Linked DNA regions of Mus musculus: region 1 is linked to region 2. Evidence: chromatin loops called from intact Hi-C (ENCODE). Cell type or tissue: gastrocnemius. All regions are shown on one strand. Links, peaks and the distances in the headings refer to the core of each region. The heading gives the core; the rest is flanking DNA. Region 1 holds the start of Dusp11 (dual specificity phosphatase 11 (RNA/RNP complex 1-interacting)). Region 2 holds the start of Fam136a (family with sequence similarity 136, member A).

What was found. A loop is a pair of places that touch in the nucleus more often than their neighbours do. Peaks named below come from ENCODE experiments on the same cell type or tissue, not always from the same donor. Only the 100,000 strongest peaks of a DNase experiment are listed, where the experiment ranks them.
Region 1: a loop joins it to region 2, with 14 times the contacts of the local background. A loop is called at or near these places in 2 of 42 quality-filtered maps.

The regions. Positions count from the first base shown.
Region 1 is chr6:85,955,906-85,967,312 of GRCm38, forward strand. Dusp11 (dual specificity phosphatase 11 (RNA/RNP complex 1-interacting)) reads right to left here and starts at 5,762. Exons shown (of 9, transcript NM_028099.4): 1 at 5,533-5,762; 2 at 3,311-3,386; 3 at 2,679-2,810. The coding sequence starts at 5,630. In gastrocnemius, for the core only: no CTCF peak of the experiment used is centred there; DNase peaks (open chromatin) are centred at 5,384 and 5,768; H3K4me3 peaks cover 3,196 bases; H3K27ac peaks cover 2,740 bases.
Region 2 is chr6:86,358,092-86,369,498 of GRCm38, forward strand. Fam136a (family with sequence similarity 136, member A) reads left to right here and starts at 7,555. Exons shown (of 3, transcript NM_025591.3): 1 at 7,555-7,728; 2 at 8,519-8,659; 3 at 10,640-11,407. The coding sequence starts at 7,642. The coding sequence ends at 10,828. In gastrocnemius, for the core only: CTCF peaks have their summits at 6,523 (motif pointing left) and 7,358 (motif pointing right); DNase peaks (open chromatin) are centred at 6,487, 6,884, 7,466, 8,292 and 1 more place; H3K4me3 peaks cover 2,213 bases; H3K27ac peaks cover 2,240 bases.

The sequences.
Region 1 (11,407 bases), core at 1,609-9,608, 400 kb before region 2:
TAGAAAAGGAAATCAAGCTGGGTGTGGTGGTCCATGCCTGTAATCACAGCACTTGGGAGGCAGAGGCAGGAGGATCAGGAGTTTAAGGCCATCCTCGGTTTAAGTTTAAGGCTGGGCTATATGAGATACTAACGAAAGAAAGAAAGAAAGAAAGAAAGAAAGAAAGAAAGAAAGAAAGAAAGAAAGAAAGAAAGAAAGAAAGAAAGGAAGAAAGGAAGAGAGAGAGAGAGAAAGAAAGAAAGAAAGAAAGAAAGAAAGAAAGAAAGAAAGAAAGAGGAGGAGGAAGAGGAGGAAGAAGGAGAGGGAGAGGGAGGGGGGAAGGGGAGGAAGAGGAAGAAGAAGGGGAAGGGAGGGAGGGAGAGAGAGAGGGAGGGAGGGAGGTGGGTGGGTGGAGTGCTATATAGTTATAATCCCAGCATTAGAGAGACGGAGGAGGAAGATCCTGAGTGTTAGGTCAACCAGGGATACATACTAGGACTCTGTTTCAAAAGCTAAACCCCAACAAAACAATAAGGAAGAGAGGGAAGGAGGGTAGGAAAGGGAAAGGAAAGGGAAACCAGGGGTTAGGGGATCAAAAGGAGGGAGGAGGGAGAAAAGGAGAGAGGAAAGCAGAATCCTGAATCTGGCTGTGCCAGCCCACTGGCAGAGAGAGAACTAACCAGCGGTACTAGCACGTGGAGGCACAGAGCTAACATTTAGATGGTACAGCCTGGCTGGATTCCTCAAAGCAAGAACTCAAGGGAGGGACAAAAAGAGAGAGACACGGACAGCAATGTGTAGACTTAATCAGAACTGACAGACAACCAACTGCAAACTAACAATTCTTATGACAGTTAGGAACTATCAAGTTGTGTATCTGATATAAAAGAACTGATGTTAAGGAAAAAGTATTATATCTTAAATACACATACCAAAGATATAGAGATGAATTCTATAATATTTGAGTTCTTTAAAATAAGACAAAGCATGCTGTGTGTGGTGGTGCACACAAGCAATCTCTGCACATGGAGGCAGGAGTAGGCTGCCTTTGTGGGCTGGAGACCAGCCTGGTATACATAATAAATTTCAGGCCAGCTAGAGCCACACCATGAGACTCTTTCTCATGAAAACAAAACAAAGAATAACAGTTCCCCCAACCCTCCCGCACCCCAACATACACAGGGGTAAGGGAATTCAGAAGACAGCATGGGGTAAAATAGATAGGACCATATCTATTATAGAACATATGTACATAACTTAATATTGAGCCAGAAAAGAAAAAGATTCTGATATATGCTTTAATAAATGTCAGAGACATAATTACTAAAACCATTCAGTCACAGAAAGGCAAGTATTACATGATACTGGGGCTGGAGAGATGGCTTAATGGTTAAGAGCATTGGCTGCTCTTGCAGAAGACTTATGTTCAATTCCTAGCACACAACAGTTCACAACCATTTGTAATTCCAGTTACACGGGACATAATGCCTACTTCTGTCCTCACAAACAACTGGTATGTCTGTGGTGCACATATATACAAGCAGGCAAACATTCATACAAATAAATAAGAATAAACCTTAAAAAAATTACTCCACAGATAACTGTAACTATCCTAACTCATCAAAGATGCTTTTTTCCTCCTGCAGCATACAGTTTACAAAAAGCCACATCTAGCCAAAATGCAGAAAACAATTGACTGCGAGCTGCTCAGCCCTAACTGATACATCTAAATACAACTCTCCCATCTAAGGTTCTGAGAACAGCTCAGGAGAGGGAGGCAGAAATATTATAAGAGCTCAAGGACCAGGAGGTCAGCTGCAAGATTATATTTCATATGAATGTCAAGGAAGGCTACAACAATGAAATGTCAACACTATGAGTGCTTACACAAGATCTGAACAGTACCCATCAGCTGCCATGCCAACATGGATGGGAGGAACTGCAGAGGGCCCTACCCCTGGATAAAGAACTACAGGCAATTAAAAATGTCTGAGAAAGGGAGAATTACTCTTCAGATATAAGTACCGTCAAGTGGTCAGCCTGAAAAAAGCCACACACACAAGCAGAACTACACGGACTCAGCAGGCTGCATTTGTTTACTTGCATGTACATGCAACAATAATACAGAGTAGGAGGCTATGGATGTGAAGGTGGGGTAAGGAGAGGTTAAAGGAAATGACAGAGTTCTATTTTAATTAATTTAAAATTTAAATGCATGTTACATTGAGCTACTTCTGTAAGATACCTAGATCAAGGAAATTCATTGTAATAAAGCAGATAAGAGGTTTACTAGGGGTCTGGCATATAGGAGAAGGGAGAATTAATGTTCAATGGTTATAGAACTTTTGCTGATTAAAGAGACTAATAATAATTACTACATATTATAGTTTAATTCATGTCGCCAACCTAGTGTGTATGTGTTTTGCATTGCTGAAGACTTATGTAGTCCAAGGTGGCCTTGAGTTTGTGATCCTCCTGTCTTAGACTCCTAAGATCTGGGATTATAGCCATTAACTACCATCCATGCCTGGCCTCCAATCTCATTTCTACATGAAATTAGGAAAACTATTTGCTCTTCTTTAAAAGTTAGTTATTGCTACCCATGAATGAAGTTTAGTCTTTGCATCAGCATAGGATGAAAACTGTTAAATTACTATGAATTTTGGGTTTTTTTTTTATTCAGTCAGAGGGCCACTTACCTCTACTTTATAATAGCGCTGAGTATATGTTAAATCGATTATCAATCCAAGTTCTTCATTTTGTTCTTGTATTTTATTAAACAGATCCAAAGGGGAAAAGCATTCTTCTGGCATAAGCTTTGCTTCAAATTTCTGTCAGAGAGTGAAGAGAGAGCAAACCCACTTGAAGCCCTGTAGCACACGATGCACTTACCCAGCCCCCTGAGGTGAGGACAGTGAGACTCAAGAGCTGTTCCTGTTCCCCTGGAAGCTCGCAACATCTCTCCTCCATTAGTGGGAAGAGATGCTCACTTCAATATATACATATTCCTGTGTTTGTGTCTCCCTGCCTGAAAAACTTTAGAATGTCCTATTCAACATTAAATAGGTAAGAAAACAAAAAACAAATAGAAACTTGTTCCTATTTGCCTAAGCCTTAAAATCTCAATGCAATTCACAAGTGAACACCTCCCTCCATTCTACTGAATTTCCAGCACAGCAACTACCATATCAAGACAGTGAATACTGAATGATCTAGCTTAGTCAGGCTGACACAAAATATAACACATTATAATTATTCTTGATTGAGAGCCAGCATTCTCTCAATCAAGAATTGATATTTCTGAAAAGATCCTAAATTAATTTTCACTTACTTTTTGCAAAGGAACTTTGAAAGCAATGAAACGAGTCCCAGGCATCCGCTGCCCAACTGGGAGATAGTCTTTCCACCTGTGAAACAGGGTATTTGTTAGTCAAACTGAATGCCAACCTTGTCTCCAAGAATAAGGCTCCGAGATACTGGGCACCTAACACATACAGAATGTCTCTTAACCTATTTATTCCACACAAGTAGCAACCTACTATGTTTCTTTCTGTCTCCCCATCTTGAAAACAGATACAAGACAACAAAAGAGCACACAGGTCTCCACAAACAATATCTAAAACCTAGAAATGCCATAGCAGAACAGCCTAACAAACCCAGCCTCGTGTCAAATACTAAGGTAATATTAGACATGAAAATAGAAGGGGGGTTATGACGGAGTGGGAAGGGGGCTAAGGGAGGGAGGGGCAACAAGAGGCAGAAAAGGAAAGACAAATAGTGTATATTTCCCCTCCTGTGTGGAATCTAGTTTTAAATATATAATGTACATACATATAATATACATATATATAATATATACATACATACATATATATATATATATATATATATATATATATATATACACACACACATATTTGAGACATGAAAACTGTGGTGAATTATTTAGGGGGAGGAAAGAAACTAGCAAAATGTGGGCAGGAGAAAGGGGAAGGTGTATGTGTGTGGGTGAACATGGGCAAAGTAGAATGCCATACATATAGAAAATATCATCATGAAACTCATACTTTTTATGGTAACTAAAACTATTAACCAGCAAGGAGTAATGAATGCCTACACACTGGCTGACAGACCTCAAATTCAATACTTTCACTGCATATTGTTTTTAGTTTCCACACCAGTGAATCAACTCAATATGTAGAAATCTCCCAGTTCTTACAACCCGAAATTCAGTTCAATCAGAAGTCAGTGTGGAGAGTCACAGCTGAGTTGGTCTATGGCCATGAATTACAAATAAGTCCGGTTCATTCACATCCCTGGAGTAGAGAGTGAGCACAGAGTGGTGACAGACTGGAGACATAGTGGGCCCCAGAGCAATGGAACCTAGTGTGACAGACCATGACAAGAAGTTGGCTTCTTATTCTTTTTTTTTGTTTTTATTTTTCAAGACAGGGTTTCTCTGTGTAGCCCTGGCTGTCCTGGAACTGCCCCGAAGGTTTTTATTCTTAAAGTCAAGCTTTATCTTACATCTATGAGCTGTCTCACAATTACTACTTGATATTTATCTTGCTTTATCTCCACAAATAAGCAATAGCTAAAATTATTTTTAATTTTTAGTTAACAATTTTATATCCAATAGATAATTTAATAATGAAATAAGCTACATTAAAATATCAATAAACAATTTATTTATAACTTACTTATACTTTACTTAGTAATTAATAGTTAAATAGTTAACTATAGAAGGTATGTTAAAAATGGATTGTCCAGTGGACAGACAGCTGTCTTCTGCAAGCTGTCAGGCAAGTTCTACACTGGGATGATGTTGGAGGTTAGCTGACAGGATCTAAAGATATCCACTCTGGGAAGGGAGAGAGGCCATCACGTCCATCCTGAATTTTAGATAGTGCTCATTTGTAGACATAAAAAAGAAGTGCTTACTGAAGTCCGGGAAGTCGGGGCAGAGCATTCTGTCGATCCTGAGTTTTAGGTATTGTTTATTTGTGGAGATTAAAAAAAAAAAAAAAGGATTTGATGAATTCTAGGAAGGGGAGAGGCCGGTCTAGCCACGTTTTTTGTGGAGATGAAATCGGAGAGGGGAAGCAAACAGCCGCAAGTAAAGGGTTCATTGCACCAGTGAGCAAAATCCTAAAACTAGCCCTTGGCCCAGGCAGGGTTAACTCCCTCAAAGGACACCTCCGCTTTCCGAATCCTGAAAGCAAGAGAACCCCTCGAGCCGGTACCGAGTGAAGGGTGTCGACAGCTCGGGCCGGATCCTGGCACAGCGCCTACACAAGCAGAAGCCTGTGGCTTCGGAGATCAAGGGACGCCTCAATACAGGCAGCCGCGCCCCACCGCGCACTTCCGCCCAGGCCCGAGCTCCACAGAGTCCTGTCGGGACAGACCCAAGACCCCAGAATGCGGGGTGGGGAGGTGTGGTGGGGTTCGGCGCGGAGGACCCTGGGAGGCGGCGGGGCGCGAGGCCAGGGAACACTCGGAGACTCGAGGCCACCGAGGCAGCCGGAACGCCAAGCCCGGAACCAAAGCGCTTACCTTTCGGGGATGTGGTTTCTGCCCTTCTTCTTGGGTGGGGCACAGGCAGCAAAGTCCCGGCCCCGTCCACGACCATGTCGGCCATAATGCTGGTTCATGTGGGCGCAGAGATGCCGCCCACCCAACGCCAGGCGTGCCAGAGCGGCCAAAGTGGCGACTTCAGGGAGGCCAGAAGAGGCCGCGGGATCCAGAGGCGCCCGCAAAGGAACGCGACGCGTCGACGTCTCGCTAGGGCGCATGCGCCTTGCCCCGCCGTGCTGACGACACACGTCGCACTGAAAGTAGGGTTTGTCAGCCTGCCTTCGGTTTCGACTGTGCTGCACTTAGCTGGAGGCCGGTTTTGTAGCTATGTGAATAATTGCTAGCGCTGTAAGACCCCCGATGCTGGGCCTCTGCTCAAGTCCTGGGATGAACTGGCCAACACCCCAACATCTCGAGAGAAAAGATGCACCTGATGCAAACTGCAAGAGGTTTTATTATCAGCTAGCTGAGGAGAAGTCCCTCTGTCGTGCAGGGCAGAGGAGTTCAACCCCGAGCGGTGACATTAGGGGACTTTTAACAGCTAGCTGAGGAGGTAGGAGGAGTTGGGAGGAGAGTTGGGAGGAGTTGGGAGGAGAAGTGGGAGGAGTTGGGAAGAGCTCTTCTGGGCGTCCTTGGTGAAATTTACAAGGCAGGAGTGGGGAGTGAGTTCTTTCTGAATTTTTATCTCCGTGTCCTCGGCACAGGAAGGCAGGCATCTCTGGTTGTACAGTATAGAAACAAAAAGGCTTTTTGCTGGCTATAGAGAACAAAGAGCTTCTTTCTAGCTGTATTTTTAAAGATCAGGGAAAACAAGCTTGGGGAACATCCAGGGGCTTTACCTTCCAGGGAGAAACGCTCTAAGTTGGGGTCTCATAGCGCCACCCGAACTGCTCCAAATGAGGAACAGACAATCCAGCCCCAACCCTCTGATCCCTGCATTCTTCGTGAACGTTGTCAATTGTTTACATTTTGTATATACATGATATTTGCTTTCACACGGGTGTATCTTTTTTTTCCGCCAAAAAGAAATAAATCAAAAGTTTTATACAACATATTTCTCCTTATTTGATATATTTAACATATTTCTCCATCCATATATGTGTGTATAGTGTCACAGGCAGGGAAACATACATATTCTTCCTAATTTTGAATGACACAGGACACTTATTATAACCAACATAATTAAAAATACCAACTTTTTTTTTTCTTTTTCGAGACAGGGTTTCTCCGTGTAGCCCTGAATGTCCTGGAACTCACTCTGTAGACCAGGCTGGCCTCGGACTCAGAAATCTGCCTGCCTCTGCCTCCCAAGTGCTGGGATTAAAGGCATGCACCACCATGGCCCGGTCCAACTTTTTTTTTTAAGATTTATTTATTTATTATATGTAAGTACACTGTAGCTGTCTTCAGACACACCAGAAGAGGGTATCCGATCTTATTACAGATGGTTGTGAGCCACCATGTAGAAATGAAATTGCTGGGATTTGAACTCACAACCTTCAGAAGAGCAGTCGATGCTCTTAACTGCTGAGCCTTCTCTCCAACCCCCCCCCCAACTTTTTTTTTTTTTTTAAACCATTCCAATATTGAAATTCCTCTACCTGTTTGGAGTTTTTTTGTTTTAAGGTAAGTTCTCATTATGTAATGCTCTGTGATCTGGAACTTGCTTTGTAGAGTAACCTACCCTTGAAATCACAGAGATCGGCCTGCTCCTTTTTCAGCTCTAGAATTAAGGGTATGGGCCACCTTAACCTGATTGGAGTTTTTGTTTGGTTTGGTTTGTGTTTCTGATCTACTATTACAGAAAACACTGTGGTGTGAACATTCCTATAGGTGTATACTGCATCTGAATACCTAGACAAGAAATTACTGGGATGAAATACACTTTTAAAAAAGCAATTCATTCTATTTGTCAAAAATGCTGTCAGCTCACCTTTCCATCCACAGCCAGTTTTACTGATATCGCTTTGCCAGGTGTCACAATAGCTGTGGACATCATGGCTTTATATTTTAGCAAGCACCAAAAATAACCCTGAAATAAAAGAGGAGCCCAAGTCTGAAGTTCCTACACAATCTCAGGACCCGTGCTTGCCGGGGACATCTGAATCGTACAAGTGGAAGACCAAAGTACAGGGAGGTCATCTGCAGAGAAGTGGACTAAGTCCCAGATTATAGAAATTTATGACAGCAAATTTTAAAATAAGCTTAAACTTTTAGTTTGAAATTTCTAAATGTAGCTTATATTTATTTTTCATAATATTTACAATAATTGTAAGGTGAGTATTCTGACAATAATGCTTGATAAGTCAAAGTGTAATTGCAAGATACATACTTTTTACCTCTGGATTCTAATGCCTGCAAGGCTTATCCACATTCTCCTATGGAGTTGTCTGATGGGTTTACACCAAATAAGTCAGTGGAGGAGGGCAGGAAAGACAAGAGGGGCAAGCTAACGTGACAATAATACAGTAGCACACCAGAAGGGCAGAGGGGCTCCTCTTCACATAAACATCGCAGAGGCAGGATGGAATGTAGGGAGGTGAAACCCAGAAAGATTGTTGAATGGAAATTTGAAGTAGTCATGGGGATTCAGAGTTGGCTGTTTCCTGCTGAAGGGAAGCAGAGGGAGTTAAGAGACTGGAGAACAAAGCTTGGAATGGTTTAGACATAAAAAATAATTAAACAGGAATGAACAAAGAAGCCTTGTTCTCAGTAAGAGCCCAGCTAGGAAAAAACTGAGAGAAGCTCAGCTTATTTTGACTGCCATGAATCAGGAGGACAAAGCAGATCGCCCCCTCTTCCTTTTCCACCTAGCAGACCAGAGCATTTCCCTGGCGTGATCTGGGGAATCAGGGTGGGGCCAGTTCATGAAGCTCCTTGGCCTGCCTTCCTTGGTGGATCAGACATAGCTGGCTGGACTCATTAAGAATTCTCAGCTTTTGTCTTCTCAGACCTATCCAACCCGGGGCAGCCTTCTTGTCCAGTGTTGAGTTATATACCCATATTGGGCAGCTAAGGATGATGCCTGAATCGGTCTCGGTGATGTGTTCCTCCAAATATAAACAGAGAGTATGTGGGATGTGGTTCTGGGAGAGCAAAATGGCTCTATGGTTGAGACCTGTTTATAAATGAAAGAAAATCCACTAATTGTTTTAACTGGCTCCCGGAAAGGCTTCCTTGAAGCCCTATACTCTGAAGAACAGAATTTGCTCTTTAAAAGATATGGAAACAATGTTGCCTATTTTCTAAGAAAAGACCTCAAGAAGTCTGAATTTGAGGGCTGGAGAGATGGCTCAGTGGGTAAAAGCACTGACTGCTCTTCTGAAGGTCCTGAGTTCAAATCCCAGCCACCACATGGTGGCTCACAACCATCTGTAATGAGATCTGAGGCCCTCTTCTGGTGCGTCTGAAGCTACAGTGTACTTAGGTATAATAATAAATAAAATTTGTGAATGCAAAGACCTCTAGAGCAGAATGAGATATGTATGATCCTTTCGCTGGGCTTTGATCCTTTCACTGTGTTGCTCCATTTCCTCTGAATCCAAACTCTGATACACAGAGCTCGCAGCTCTTGGAAGTTTATTTCTTCCTTCTGCTGCTTCTCAGCCCTAGACCCCAGCATCCTTAAACATCGGGAAGTGAGTTTTCCTTTCTCATGGTTGCTTAGGTGCTGAGATAGACTTGGGTATGATAGTTACTTACTAAATTAATGAGGGTGCCTGGCCTTGATGCCTTTAGCTTCTGGCTCCTATCACATTGTAGAAGGCATGCGTTGGGATCCTGCCTAGCTGAGTTGTCTCCTATGTCCCTTGGTAATATTAGAAGGCTGTGTGTGGTGACTGTTGGGTTATGCACAGCCCTCTGATAAGTGTCTCACTCACAGCTACCTAAATGCCAATATCTAAGCTGTTTGTTTAAGCCAAACTCTCCCCAAGAGCCACTTTGCATTATGGTCTCCAGGTCACAGATGTCCCCGGTGCCAACTCTGCTTCCTTTGTGTTACTCCAGCTGGACTTGCTCACTGGATTCATCTGCGTTGTCATTGCATTGGTGTCTTATCTTCTCTGATATCCTGAGGAGCAGTCTGTGGTATACACACATCTGTGCTGACCATTGGCACGACTGGAACAGGGTTAAATCTCTTTCCTCTTTTTTTTTTTCTCTCTCTCTCAGAGTGACCCAGTCTCTGTCTCCTATCATGAGAGCAAATGAAGAATTCAACTGAACTTGGCCACAAACTCAAATTCAGTGCAGATGATGAAAGACCCACAACGTGAGGACTCCCCCACGTTCTGACTCAGGAGAGGCGACTCTCCAAAATCACTGAGAAACGGTCTTGTTGCAAATTGCAAGAGGATTTTTATTTAAGAGCGCTCTCGGGCCCACGGTCATACACCACGCAGGGGTAGAGGACCGTGGCGCCCCGAGTAGCTGGATTAGGGGTATTTAAAGGAAGAAACCACAACTTAAGGAGGTGGGAAGGGCGTTGTTGGAAAATACCAAAAATACCAGTTAAGAGTCACAAGGAAGTGCAAAGTTACAAGAGTCACAAGGAATACCTGGTAAGTGTTAACTCTCAAGACAGCTTCTAAGAGCCCCCAACAATAGCACATTTGCATTGCAGGTTCTGGGTGACTTTCTTTGAATGAGCACTCTTTGAACCCAGGAAGCGGGTGGGTGGAGGAATGTCGCTGTTTTATGATTAGCATACCTTTACAAAGGCCACATTCCCAAGCCTGGGCCTAAAGGCCTAGAATTCTGTTTTTACGTTGTTATACTTTCAATGACAGTACCAGCTGTGGGAACACTGTCATTGGCATGGTGCCAGCTATCATAAAAGGCAGCACGGATGAGGGCTTCCCCTGGTATAACGTGTTTCACTTGATTAAGTTATTTTTAACTCTGTGTTGATTCTTTGTGAGTTTCACATCCTGCACCAAATGCACATCATCTCAACCTCCCCCGCTCTGAAATTTAAACACATACAAACAGACCAGCTAACCAACCAACCAACCAACCAACCAACCAAAACAAAGTATAGAAAAACAACTCATTGTGCAAGCCGTAGAGTGTCACAGTGTGGCCAGCAGTATACCATTCTGACCACGCATCTTCACTTCCAAGTGTTGTTTGCAATGAGCCATTGGTTTGAGGTCTCTGGCTTCTGTGACCCAACCAATATTTGATCCTCACAAGGATTCCTCTTGGTTCTCCTGTATTGAGCTGTGTCATGGAGATCCTGTAGTTTTAGATCATCAGGACTGTCCCTTTCACTTGGCCCAACAGTTAGCAAACGATGTAGATTTTGGGTGGGCCAACTCAAAGCCTTGGGTCTGGGCTTGGGTGGCAGCTGAGCTAGTTAGCCCACTGGCCTCTCCCTTATCACACCAGCACTGCTCTGGTGAGGCCACCCAATGCTGCCATCTGCAGGAGGCAAGATCAGCTCTTCTGTTTGTGCCCTCGGGTCTCTAACACCCACCGGTGCCTCCAGAGCCAGCTCCGCTGTGCTGCTCAGTCAAGGTACAAGGCCCACTCTCCCAAGTGCTGCAGCCTGTGAGGGGCTGGGCCAGCTCTCCTGTTCTCACATCCTGGAGGCCAGCTTAGCTGTGCCTTCACCATCAGGACCACTGCATTGTCCAGGGGAAGCACAGGGCCCATTCTGAGTGCTGCAGCCAGTGAGAGGCAGGGCCAGCTCTCCCATTCTGTCTTATAGGGCCAGCTCTCCTGACTAACACAGTGGAGAGGGGCAAAGTGGGGGAGGGCATCACCTTCTCATCCTATATACTTCAAGGTAGATGAGTGTGTGTGTATGGGGAGGTGAGCTCTCTCCCTCCTCCCTCCCCCTCCCCCTCCC
Region 2 (11,407 bases), core at 2,377-10,376:
TAGACTAGTCAAATCGGTGAACTATGGGTTCATCAAGAGATCTTCATTGATAAATAAAGTAAAGAATAATTGAGGACGACACCAGTGTCGTCTCGTCATCACAACGTGTGTGCCCATGCACATACATGTACCTATTCACATTCAAACATGCATACTCAGGCCACACACACATACACTTGCCAAAAAAAAAAGTGTTAAAAGAATTTCAATCCAGTCAAGTTAGACTCATTTGTTGTAGAAAATTTGGAAGCCCATGTAAACATTGGAAAAAAATTATAATTGCAGGCTGGTGAGATGGCTCAGCAGGTAAGAGCACTGACTGCTCTTCTGAAGGTCCTGAGTTCAAATCCCAGTAACCACATGGTGGCTCACAACCCTCCATGCTGCCAGTAATGAGATCTGACACCCTCTTCTGGTGTGTCTGAAGTCAACTACAGTGTACTTGTGTAAAATAATAAATAAATCTTTAAAAAAGAAAATTATAATTGCTTATAATGTTACCATCTGTATATGGTGGTAACACTTAACACACTGAAATGTGGCTCAACTCTAGGCTCTTCGTCCATGCTGTGTAATAAGCATTTATCTCTGTTCTCTCTGAGCCAGTGTCTCATGTAGTCCAGGCTAGCCTCACACATCTGTAGTCCCAGCAATCAAGAGATTAAAGCAAGAGGAACAGGTCTAACCTGAGCTACACCAAAAACTAAATAAATAAAGGTTCCATGGGTGAGAGCACTTGTGTCTGCATAAGGATCTGAGATGGAATCCAAGGAGCTCACAGGGAATGCTAAGTGCAGGGGCTGGGGAAGTGGCCCAGCTGGTTACTGTCACTGGCTGCTATTCCTGTCACCCACAACTCACAACTGTTCGCAACTCCAGTCCCAGAGGGTCTGGATACCAGGCATGCATGTGGTACACAGACATATATGCAGACAAAATACCTATACACAGTAAATAAATAAATACATTTTAAAAAATTAAAAAGCCAGGTGTAGCTGTGCAGATGCATACACACACGAGTGTGCAGACACATCCAACTGTGCAAACACACACACACACACACACACACATTATACTTTCTTTGCCCTATGCTAAGAACCCTCCATGCTGCCAACAGGGAAAGAAGAAAAGCCCGGCCATTGTCTCCAGTCTCACATCTTCCATTGTTCAGTAGAAAAGCGAGTCTGCTAAGCATATAGCTGGACTGAGATGGCCCTGCCTGTCTGGGGTTCCCGAGCTACAAGCTGAGGCTATTTGTCCTAAGGCCCAGAGTTATTGAGGGGTCAGCAGAGCTTCTCAGCCCCTTTATCCACCCACCTCAGCACAGACCATAAGCATGGTACCTCTTCCCACCTACCACACACCCCAGAGCTCCAGTTACATTGACTTAATGACACAAATTAATCAACATATTTTCAGAAATGGATGGCAACTTTCTATTTCTCATATGTGACCCACAGTAGTTCCAGCCCACATGGGGTAGGAGCTGTTCGCCTACTGTCTAATCAGAAACCTCTTGCAGTGTGAAGTCACTGACATCCTGATACTGCCTCCAGCCCTTCTGTTGCTATTCCTGTTGAGTTGGGTGTGTTTGTGCCATCTGTACAACGTGGTAAAGTATTCACCATAGATTAAAAGAGTCCTCAACAACTTTGGGTCCCCTTGCAAGAGGCCACTTCTAGTCCCTTAAACCCAGGACTCATCCAACCCACTGAGGGGGTCCCTGCATGTGTCAGACAGGGAAGTGAAGCCTCAAAGAGTTGAGAATAAAAACCTGCTTCAGCCTGGCAGTAGTGGCAGCCCATGCTTTTAATCCCAGCACTTAGGAGGCAGAGGCAAGAGGATCTCTATGAGTTCAAGACCAGCTTGGTCTACAGAGCTACTTCTAAGATAACCAGGTGTACACCTGTCTTGGAAAAAAACAACAACAGCCACAAAAGGAAAGGAAGGAAAGAAGGAAGGAAGGAAGGAAGGAAGGAAGGAAGGAAGGAAGGAAGGAAGGAAGGGAGGGAAAGGAAAAGAAAAAAGAAAGAAGAAAGAAGAAAGAAGAAAACCTGGTTCAGATTGACTTTGTCAACCTGGATCAGACTTTAAGGAGTCTAATGCCAGGCAGTTCATTGTCAGCATAGTTAAAACACAGTACAATCTGGGAAGAGGTTTCCAGGCAGCAATCTTTCTAATCCTGGTGCACCATAAAGCTTACTTAAGGTGTGACAACTTAGAAACTCATTTACAAAGTACATGTGACCATAAGGGTGGGTTCTACAGCTAAAGGCCTAGAATCTAATGTGGTCTCATAAAGGTCAGCAAGGCTAAAAGATACGTGTGACATCTCCCCTAAGGATGGATAACAGTCCAGGGAAAGAAAAGTCTGGGATAATCGTTCTGGGGAACTGGAGTGAGGTCTGCCTCTACAGCAGAAGGCTGGTGAGGTCTGGTTCTGCAGAGAGCCAAAGGGTCACCAGGTTGTTAACAAGATCCAAGCCCAGCCTTCTGGGCAGGAAAATTGGTATTTTATCTCCTCTGTTGAGACAAGGTCCCTGTGTGTTTAACATTGGTGGTTTCCCTAGTGATCTGTGGGAAGCAAGGACCTTTGTGTCCCACAGTACCCTACCACACCTATCCAGTCTTCAGAGAACCCTGTTAAGGTTTGGATCCATGTCCACCAAAGGCCCCTAGTCTGTGGTGCTGCCCGGAGATGGTGGACCTTTAAGAGGTGAAACCCAGTGGGAAGAAGTGAAGTGTCCTTGAAGGACTCCAGCCCCTCCTCTCAGCTTCCCAGCTGCACACTTTGCCATGGTATGCTGCCTCCCACGGGGCCAAAGGTAGCAGGCGATTGGCCTTGAGCCGAAACCACCAAATCCCTGAGCCAAGGAAAGCTTCCCTCCCTTCTGAGTTGATAGGCTCTGTCGCTGACTCTCACAGCCTCAGAAGCAGTCTCCCCTTCGCTCCAACACTTCCACGTTTGGTTCAAGGGGGTCTCAGCATCTTTGATAGGCCACTTGGGGAACAAAGTTGATGGGAATCACAGAGATGGATGAACAGTTCATCGTACGGGTGAAGAAATCAAGTCTCAGACAGAGAAAAGCCTAAGGTCAGCCCAGAAACAAAGGCTTCCGCCAAAGTTTCACGAACAGACCTTGCTGCACTGAGAAGCAGGCAAGAGTACAGCAGACAGACTCAGGTCTTGAGTCTGCAGAGGCTAGAAGAGGTAGTCAGATCGCCTGGAACTGAGATCTAGACAGTTGTGAGCCACATGTGGGTGCTGGGAATGGACCTGGGTCCCCTGAAAGAACAGGATATGCCCTTGGCTGCCGAGTCTTTCTCTAGGCTCCCACTTCCTTTATTAGACTTTATTAGAGGACAAAACAAACCTTCCCTCCCTTCAGTTGATCCTTTAAGATTTATTCATTTTATTTCATGTGTATGAATGTGCTTGCATGTATGTCTGCATCCTGTGTGTATGCAGTACCGGAGAGGGCCAGAAGAGGATGCTGGTCCTCTACAACCTGAGTTTCAGATGTTTGTGCAGGTGCTGGGAATCAAACCTTGGTCGTGTGCAAGGGTAGCCAGTGCTCTCGCCTGCCGAGCCAGCATCTCCCCAGCCCCTCAGTTCACCTCTTTTCAGGTATTTTGTCCCAGGAACAAAACTAGAACGTACATGCTGGTCACAGCCCGCTCCATGCACTGTTATCCAGGCCATCGCTGTGTCTGCTCTGACAGCCACACTAATAAGAGAGTGAGAGAAAGAAACACAACATTTCCAGCAGCAATAATAACTGTTTACCTTGTTTCTTACAGACACCATCTCAAAGCCGCCGCCACACCTAGGAATTAATCATGCCGTCCACACTTTACAGAGGGAGGAAGGGTGGCTGCACCATCACTGTGGAGGCTGCATACTTAGAGGCTGAGAACACAGACAGCAGTTTGATGCTCAGCCTAAGATGGAATCTGCAGACTGTGTTTCCTCGGCTCCAGACTTCATTAATCTCCTGGCCATAATACATAGTGAAAAAGCACAATCCGGGAGCTGGAAAGATGGCTAAGCAGATCAGAACACTGCTTTCGCAGAGGACTGACTTCAGTTCCCATTGCCAACACCAGGAAGCTTACAACCACTTTCAGAGGACCCAGCATCCTCTTCTGGCCTCTGCAGGTGCCACACACAGGAGCACACACACATATACACGTGCACACAAACTTAAAATTAATTTCAAAGATAACTTTTAAAGGGTGGTTGTTTACTCTTGCAGAGGACACTGTTTACTTCCCAGAATCCACACAGTAACTCACAAATGCCCCTGACTCCAGTTGTAAGTGATCCAAACCCTCTTTTGGCATCCAAGGGCTCCTGAAGGCATTTGATCCAGATATCTGCATGCATGCTCTCTCTCTCTCTCCCCCTCTCTCTCTCTCTCTCTCTCTCTCTCTCTCTCTCTCTCTCTCACACACACACACACACACACACACACACACACACACACACACCTGGAATAAACTCTTTCACAAAACAGTTATTTGACCATTATGTACTAATCCAGGGCCTTTGCTCCACCATGATCTTTTCTGCTTCAGCTACTCCAGCACTGGTTGCACTACAGAGACCTCTCACAGAGGCATCAGAAACACTGACTGCTTCCTGCTGCTGTGTGGCTTCCTGCCACTCACACTGAGTCTTGGAGTGCTTTCGGTCTGCCTAAGCCCCTCTATCACAAAGTGCACCATATGATCATTACCCTCTGAAGTCTGGTCACCTTCTTAGGATTGCAAAGTTATATAGGCCCTTTCCCTGGAGTATTCAACCTATCTTAAGGTTCTGTTGACAATTACCCCCTCCCTTCCCTAGCTAGGTCTTGCTCAAGTCTTAATATTTGATTCTAATCTCACTCCTCTTCCATTTTCTATACAGTCACTGGATATATGGTTGGGGTAGAGACCACATAACCCACCCCAAGAAGAAGAGGAGAAAGCTTCCCTTTAAAACCCAGAGAGCACCAGGAGGGTGATATCACATGCCTTCAGTCCCAGCACTCAGGAGGCAGAGGCAGAGGCAGAGGCAGAGGCAGAGGCAGAGGCAGAGGCAGAGGCAGAGGCAGAGGCAGAGGCAGAGGCAGAGGCAGAGGCAGAGGCAGAGGCAGAGGCAGAGGCAGGGAAGGATCTCTGTGAGAGTGAGGCCAGCTTGGTCTACATAGTGAGTTCCAGGACAGCCAGGGCTAGTAAAAAGTGAAACCCTGTCTCAAGCAAATAAATAAATACTAAAATATAAAAAAATTAAAATTAGAGAGGCGCTTTATCATGAGAATAAGATGAAGCTGGAGAGATGGCTTAGTGGTTAAGATCATTATCTACTCTTGCATAGGACCCAGGTTCAATTCTCAGCACTCACATGATAGCTCACAAACACCAGTAATTCAAGTTCCAGAGGGTCTGACGTTCTCTTCTGGCCTCCATGGGCCCCTGCATGCATGTGATGCACACACATATAATCAGGCACACACATACACATAAAATAAAAATAAACATATTTTAGAAGAGAATCAGAGGAGAGAAGAGGACAGCTGTCATGAGAGGAATGGGTGGGGTCAAGGAGTCTCTTCAGAGACATCCCAGGAATGAAGGACATATGAGACTTTTATGTCAATTTTAAGGAACATTTCACACCTGTGATTTGGTTCAACACAGCGTCCATGGCAAAGAGCTCGGAGGAGCCAGGTATAGGTTAGGACCTGTAATCAGGGAATACTCTAAGAGCACGGCACAGATAGCTAGCTTCTTAACTCTTGGTCCTACAGAGAGCTGCAGAGAGGCATGGCCTGTTGTCTTCAAGCCGTTAGATCCAGTCTTTAAAGAGTGACCACTGTCTTACAGGGGCAGGTTCCTCACATGTCAGGAGTCACTTTCCATAAACATCAAAGAACCACTCGTCTTGCCATACTGAAACTAACAAAGTTGTCTTACCAAAGGCTTCCCACCAGATCTCAGTGTGACTAACAGCATTACTGTAGAAGCAGCTGCTGAAACTACCATGATACACATTAGAAATAAAGGAGAAAGTGAGAAGTGTTAAACTGTGCCTTTATTAGAAAGAATTTTCTATGGAATCTGGAATCATGAAGTGAGTCTCAAGAGTCTTGCCACAGTCTGGTGTCTTCGCGGCTGAGGCAGCCATCTTGCCCTGCTAGGATTTAAATATTCCAGAGTCTTCCCCTCCCTTTGCTTTGACTTTGTGCACAGTGAGAGAAAAATGGACACTGAAGGGTCCGCTTCAGACCCCATTCAAAGTACTTGCAAAGCACCTGGTCTGTTGGGTGACCACTGCCATCGCCCTGGCTCCAGCTGCTCCTGGAAGATCCCTGTAAGTCCGGCTTCAAGTAGTGGACACATTTTATCCCCAACCCTGGTATCTGAGAGAGGGAAAGCCCAGCCATGGAGGAACACAGCTTTTCTCAAAGGACAATGGGTTGTGTGGCTTTTCCTACCCTCAAAACAGAGCTAGCCTGCCATCTAGTGGCGAATCACAGCAAGTGCCTAAAATCTCAAGCACTCTTCACACGCTAGTCTTTTTTTTTTCGTTCCAGGCTATTCCACAAAGCTTCAACCTTTTTTTTCTGTTTTGCCCTCTGAAGCTTCCCGTACCTGCCTGTCATTCTTTTCCTTCTCCAGAGTGCCAGGCAAGGGCCTTCTAGTTCAATACAAAAATTCAATGCTAGCTCGCCGAGAGAGATTTCCCGAAACACTCGAACTTTCCCTTATCTCTATGGGACCACTTATAGCCCAAGCTCTTCTAACGCAGCCTTTAGTAGCCCTCTTCCTAACCTAATGATGCTCCCCTCTGCATCGGCCCATGGGAAGAAGGGACCACTTGTGTTTCAGAGATGACTGCATAAGACAGTAGAAATGGGAACACGAGAGCACATGGCTGACAGAACCAATCCATTCAGAAACAGCTCGCCCTTACTCAACGGTCTCGCTATCTACAGCCCCTCCATACCCCCACACTACTCTTGAGACAATCTAGAATACCGTACCCTTTACTCGCAGTAACTAGTAACTCGGCATAAATGTTCACCAGCTGGGGAATTGACAAAGCAAATTGTGGTATGTACATTTAATGAAATTCTGTTCGGCAACAAAAAGAAACCAAGACAAAGATAGCAATAATAAAATCTGATCGAGCTGTACAAGAGCTGCTAATTACATTCGCTTTTTTAAAATTGGGATTGACAGAGGGAGAGAGAGAAAGAGAGGAAGAAAAGAAGTCAGACGACGAAGAGATCTTTGGCCACCAAAAGCCTGGCTCCACGGAAGAACCAGCGGCGCGCCCGCTGTCTCCTGCCTGAAGTTGCTTAACCTAGACGCCAGGGGGCGATGAGGATGCGGGAACGGGAACGCTTACTGAGGACAAGGGCGCAATGGCCAGGGGCCAGGGCGAGGTACTCGGAAGACTGTGCGGTGACTCGGTGGGGGGTCGGGCTCAGCGCAAAGGGGCGGGACTCACTAGCTAGGGGCGGGGCGCAGCCGAGGGCGGGGCGAAGCCGGAGGGTGGGACTCAGTGGCTTGAGAAGCCCGCACGGGCGCAGGGGGCGGGGCGCAGCGGGTGCACACGCGGGCGCCGGCGCGGCTGAGCTCAGGGTCGCCATGGCGGAGGTGCAGCAACTCCGAGTGCAGGAGGCTGTGGACGCCATGGTGAAAAGTGTGGAGAGAGAGAACATCCGGAAGATGCAGGTAGCGGCGCGGTCCGGCGCCCAAACGGGATTGGAAACTCGGGCGGGGGTGGCGCGGTGACGTTCGAGCTCCGGGCCTCGCGTGGGGCGGTTTCCTCCCACCTGGCCTCGGTGACGAGCGTTCGGCCGCCCCTGAGGTGATCTGGCGCGAGGCTCGGAGGGACCGGCCCAGGAGAACCACCAGACCGAAATCCCTTCGGGCCGTCCTGCGCTGATTTAGATGCCACGAACCCTGAACGCCCGTGAGCGTGGGCCCCGTCTCCCTCACCCTACTGGCCTCGCTTAACTTCACCCCTTAATCACCCTCTACTGTTTCGATCGCCTTGTGGGGCGTTGACTAGCCAGGCCGACCTCTGAACTCTGCTACAGAAATACAAAAACTGATTTTCAGAACGTGGTTTCTTCCGGTTCAGTCTTGGGTACATTATCTTATCAGTGAGCTCATAGCAGCACACAGGGTCTCTTTTAACCCAGGTTGACTTCCAACCCCCGATCTTCCTGCCTTCACCTTTGGAGTGCGAGGATTACAGGCATGGGCCACCACCCTGGCTTTGTGCTGTGCGGAATGGAACGCAAGGCTTTCTTAGAACTAGCAAGCGCGCTCCCAAGAACATATATCCCCATCCTACAAATGTTAGGCCTGGTAACCGTCCCAGTCTTACGAAGTCCTGATGATACGGCGGGAAAAATAAAACAAAACAGGTAGAGAAGCATGGCCTCCAAGGCCTTGTCCTTCGAGAGCTGTCCTCAGAGTCTTTCCAGTCTCACCAGGCTCTGTCTTCGCTCCCCAGGGCCTCATGTTCCGGTGCAGCGCCAACTGCTGTGAAGACACCCAAGCATCTATGCAGCAGGTGCACCAATGCATCGAGCGCTGCCATGCGCCTCTGGCTCAAGCCCAGGCTCTGGTCACCAGCGAGCTGGAAAGGTTCCAGGTCAGGAATGCCTCACAGCTCCCAAGTCCTTGAACAGCAGCTCCTTGGCAGGGGATGAGAAACACTCGTTCTGCCTTAGGTCCTGTCAACACTGGTGGGAGCCCTGGTGTCCGTGAGGGTTGATATTCTGGAAGAAGCCCTGGGTGTGCTGTTAAGTTGTGCTATATTTGCCACAGAAACAGTAATATAAAAGAAAGTTACCAAGGGGGTTTCTAACCAAGCACCTTTATGCCTTTTTGATGTACCAAATACAATCTATGTTGTGTTGTATAAAATTCCTTAAAATGTATATTAATTTGGGGCTGTAGAGATGACTCAGCATTTAAGAGTACTAGCTGCTTTTCCAGAGATTCAGTTCCTAGTACCCACCTAAATGGTGGCTCACAGTTATCTGTAATTCCAGTCATAAGTGATCTGAAGCCCTCTTTGGCCCTCTGCGGGCACTGCACAAATGTGGTGCACAGACATTATATTTAGGCAAACACATAAAAAATAAAATCTCAAAAACAAAAGCTATGGAGCTGAAGAAATGGCTCAGCAGTTAAGAGCACGGGTTGTTCTTCAGAGTCAGGTTCAATTCCCAGCACCCACACGGCAGCTCACAGCTGTCTGTAATCTCAGTTCCATAGGACCGGACACCCTCACACAAACATACGTTCAGGGAAAACACCAATGCATATTAAAAAAAAAAAGTAAAGGTATAAACTTACTTTAGTTATTAATTTTTCTCTGATTGTTTCATACAGGTAATGTATTTTAATAATTTTCTATCTCCCCATGCTTTCTTAGATACCTTCCAACAGGTCTTCCTGAGTTATTTTGTTTTGTTTTGTTTGTTTTTCCCCTTTTGGGGGGTGTGTGGTTTTGTTTGTTTGTTTGTTTGTTTGTTTGTTTCTAAACAGGATTTCTCTGTATAGCCCTGGCTGTCCTGGAACTCACTTTGTAGACCAGGCTGGCCTCAAACTCAGAAATCCGCCTGCCTCTGCTTCCCAAGTGCTGGGATCTTTCTTTTCTTTTTTGAGATAGTTTCTGTTTGCACTGGCTGTCCTGGAACACTACATAGACCAGGCTGGCTTTAAACTCAGAGATCTGCCTGCCTCTAGCACCCAAGTGCTGGGGTTAAAAGTGTTCACCACCACCCCTGATAACTGTAGATAACAATGTGGCCAAGAGAAACCAAAATGTTAGCTACCCCTGGCAGTGCTTGCATTTGTTCAGACCTCATTCCTGAATCCCAACTCACTTCCTACTCATCTCTTACCATCTCTACCCTAGACTGATAATTCCATACGAGCAGGGACACTTTTCACTTTGTTCATTTCTGTATTCTACACTAGAAGAAAGCCTGGCACATAGCAGATGCTTGAAAGTATTTGAGTTGTCTTTCTGTAGAAGGACAGGCAGTAAAGAATTAAAATGGGTGCAGGGGAGATGGTTGAGGGGATGCCATGCACACACAAGGCCCAGAGTTGAAATCACCAGAAACCATTGTCTCTTGGGTGTGGCAGCCCACCTGTAAATCTAGCCCTAGAAGACAGAGACAGAATCTCTACAGCTGGCCGGCAAGCAAGTCTAGCTGATTGGTTGAGAGCCCTGCCTCTGTGAATATCTGGGAGAGCAAGGGAGGATGGTTCCTAACATGTACCTCAGGCCTCCACATCCACAAATAAACGTCTAAAAATCCACAGCCCCCACACACATGAAAGATGAAAGAGTGGGAAAGGAATTGAGGTATTTATAAGCCCAACAGTAGTCATTTGATTGCTGCCAGCATCTTGTATAAAGCTCATTTTTTCCATTCCTCTGCTCAGTGCTTAGTCTGAGCCTTCCCAGTGGCACCTTCTGTTTGAACCAAGAGAGTGTTAGACTTAGTACTGGCAGAGACGATCTGTATCGAGCCTGTAGCCCAAGGCCTGGCATGGGACCAATACTCAGACAACAGAAGCCAGCCTCTCAGCCTTCTCTCTCTTCTCATCACAGGACCGCCTGGCCCGCTGCACCATGCATTGCAATGACAAAGCCAAAGACTCAATGGATGCAGGAACTAAGGAGCTTCAGGTGAAGCGACAGCTAGACAGCTGTGTGACCAAGTGTGTGGATGACCACATGCACCTCATCCCAACAATGACCAAGAAGATGAAGGAGTCTCTGTCATCCATAGGGAAATAAAATTGTTTGCCAGTGACCATCGGGACTGCGGGCAGGCTATTTAAAAGGAAGAATGGAAGTTTAATATGTTAAGCAACGTTTACGAATGAGGAAAACTTAGACACAGCAAGTTCCAGGCAAATGCTGCTCACTGCTGGACACTAGTCCCTTTACATTCGGATCTTAGAAGGTGAAGTAGGAAGAAGCTGGTGCTAAGATTTGGATCACAGATAGCTCAGAGGAGAAGTCTAGATCCTAAATATTCATATGCAAGTGTCTGTACTGTAGTAGAGATCAACCTTGTACCAAGAGCTGAGCTTCTTACTACAAACATCCAGGCTGGCAGCTCTCTTCAACCTGCTGGTAAAATCTGAGGATCGGTGCATCTCCTCAGAGAAGCTTGACAAATCCTGTTGACCAGAAGTATCATCACACCACCTTGCATATGCTGGGAAACAAAACCCAGTAGGCTAGGAATTCAGAGGAAAGGATTTCCTTTTCAAATCTATATTTTGCTTAGTTTTGTCTTATATGCAGGGCACACTGGATTTATGATACAGGAGGGAAAGTGGTTTGAGTCACTTCTAAAGGTTCCTAGTA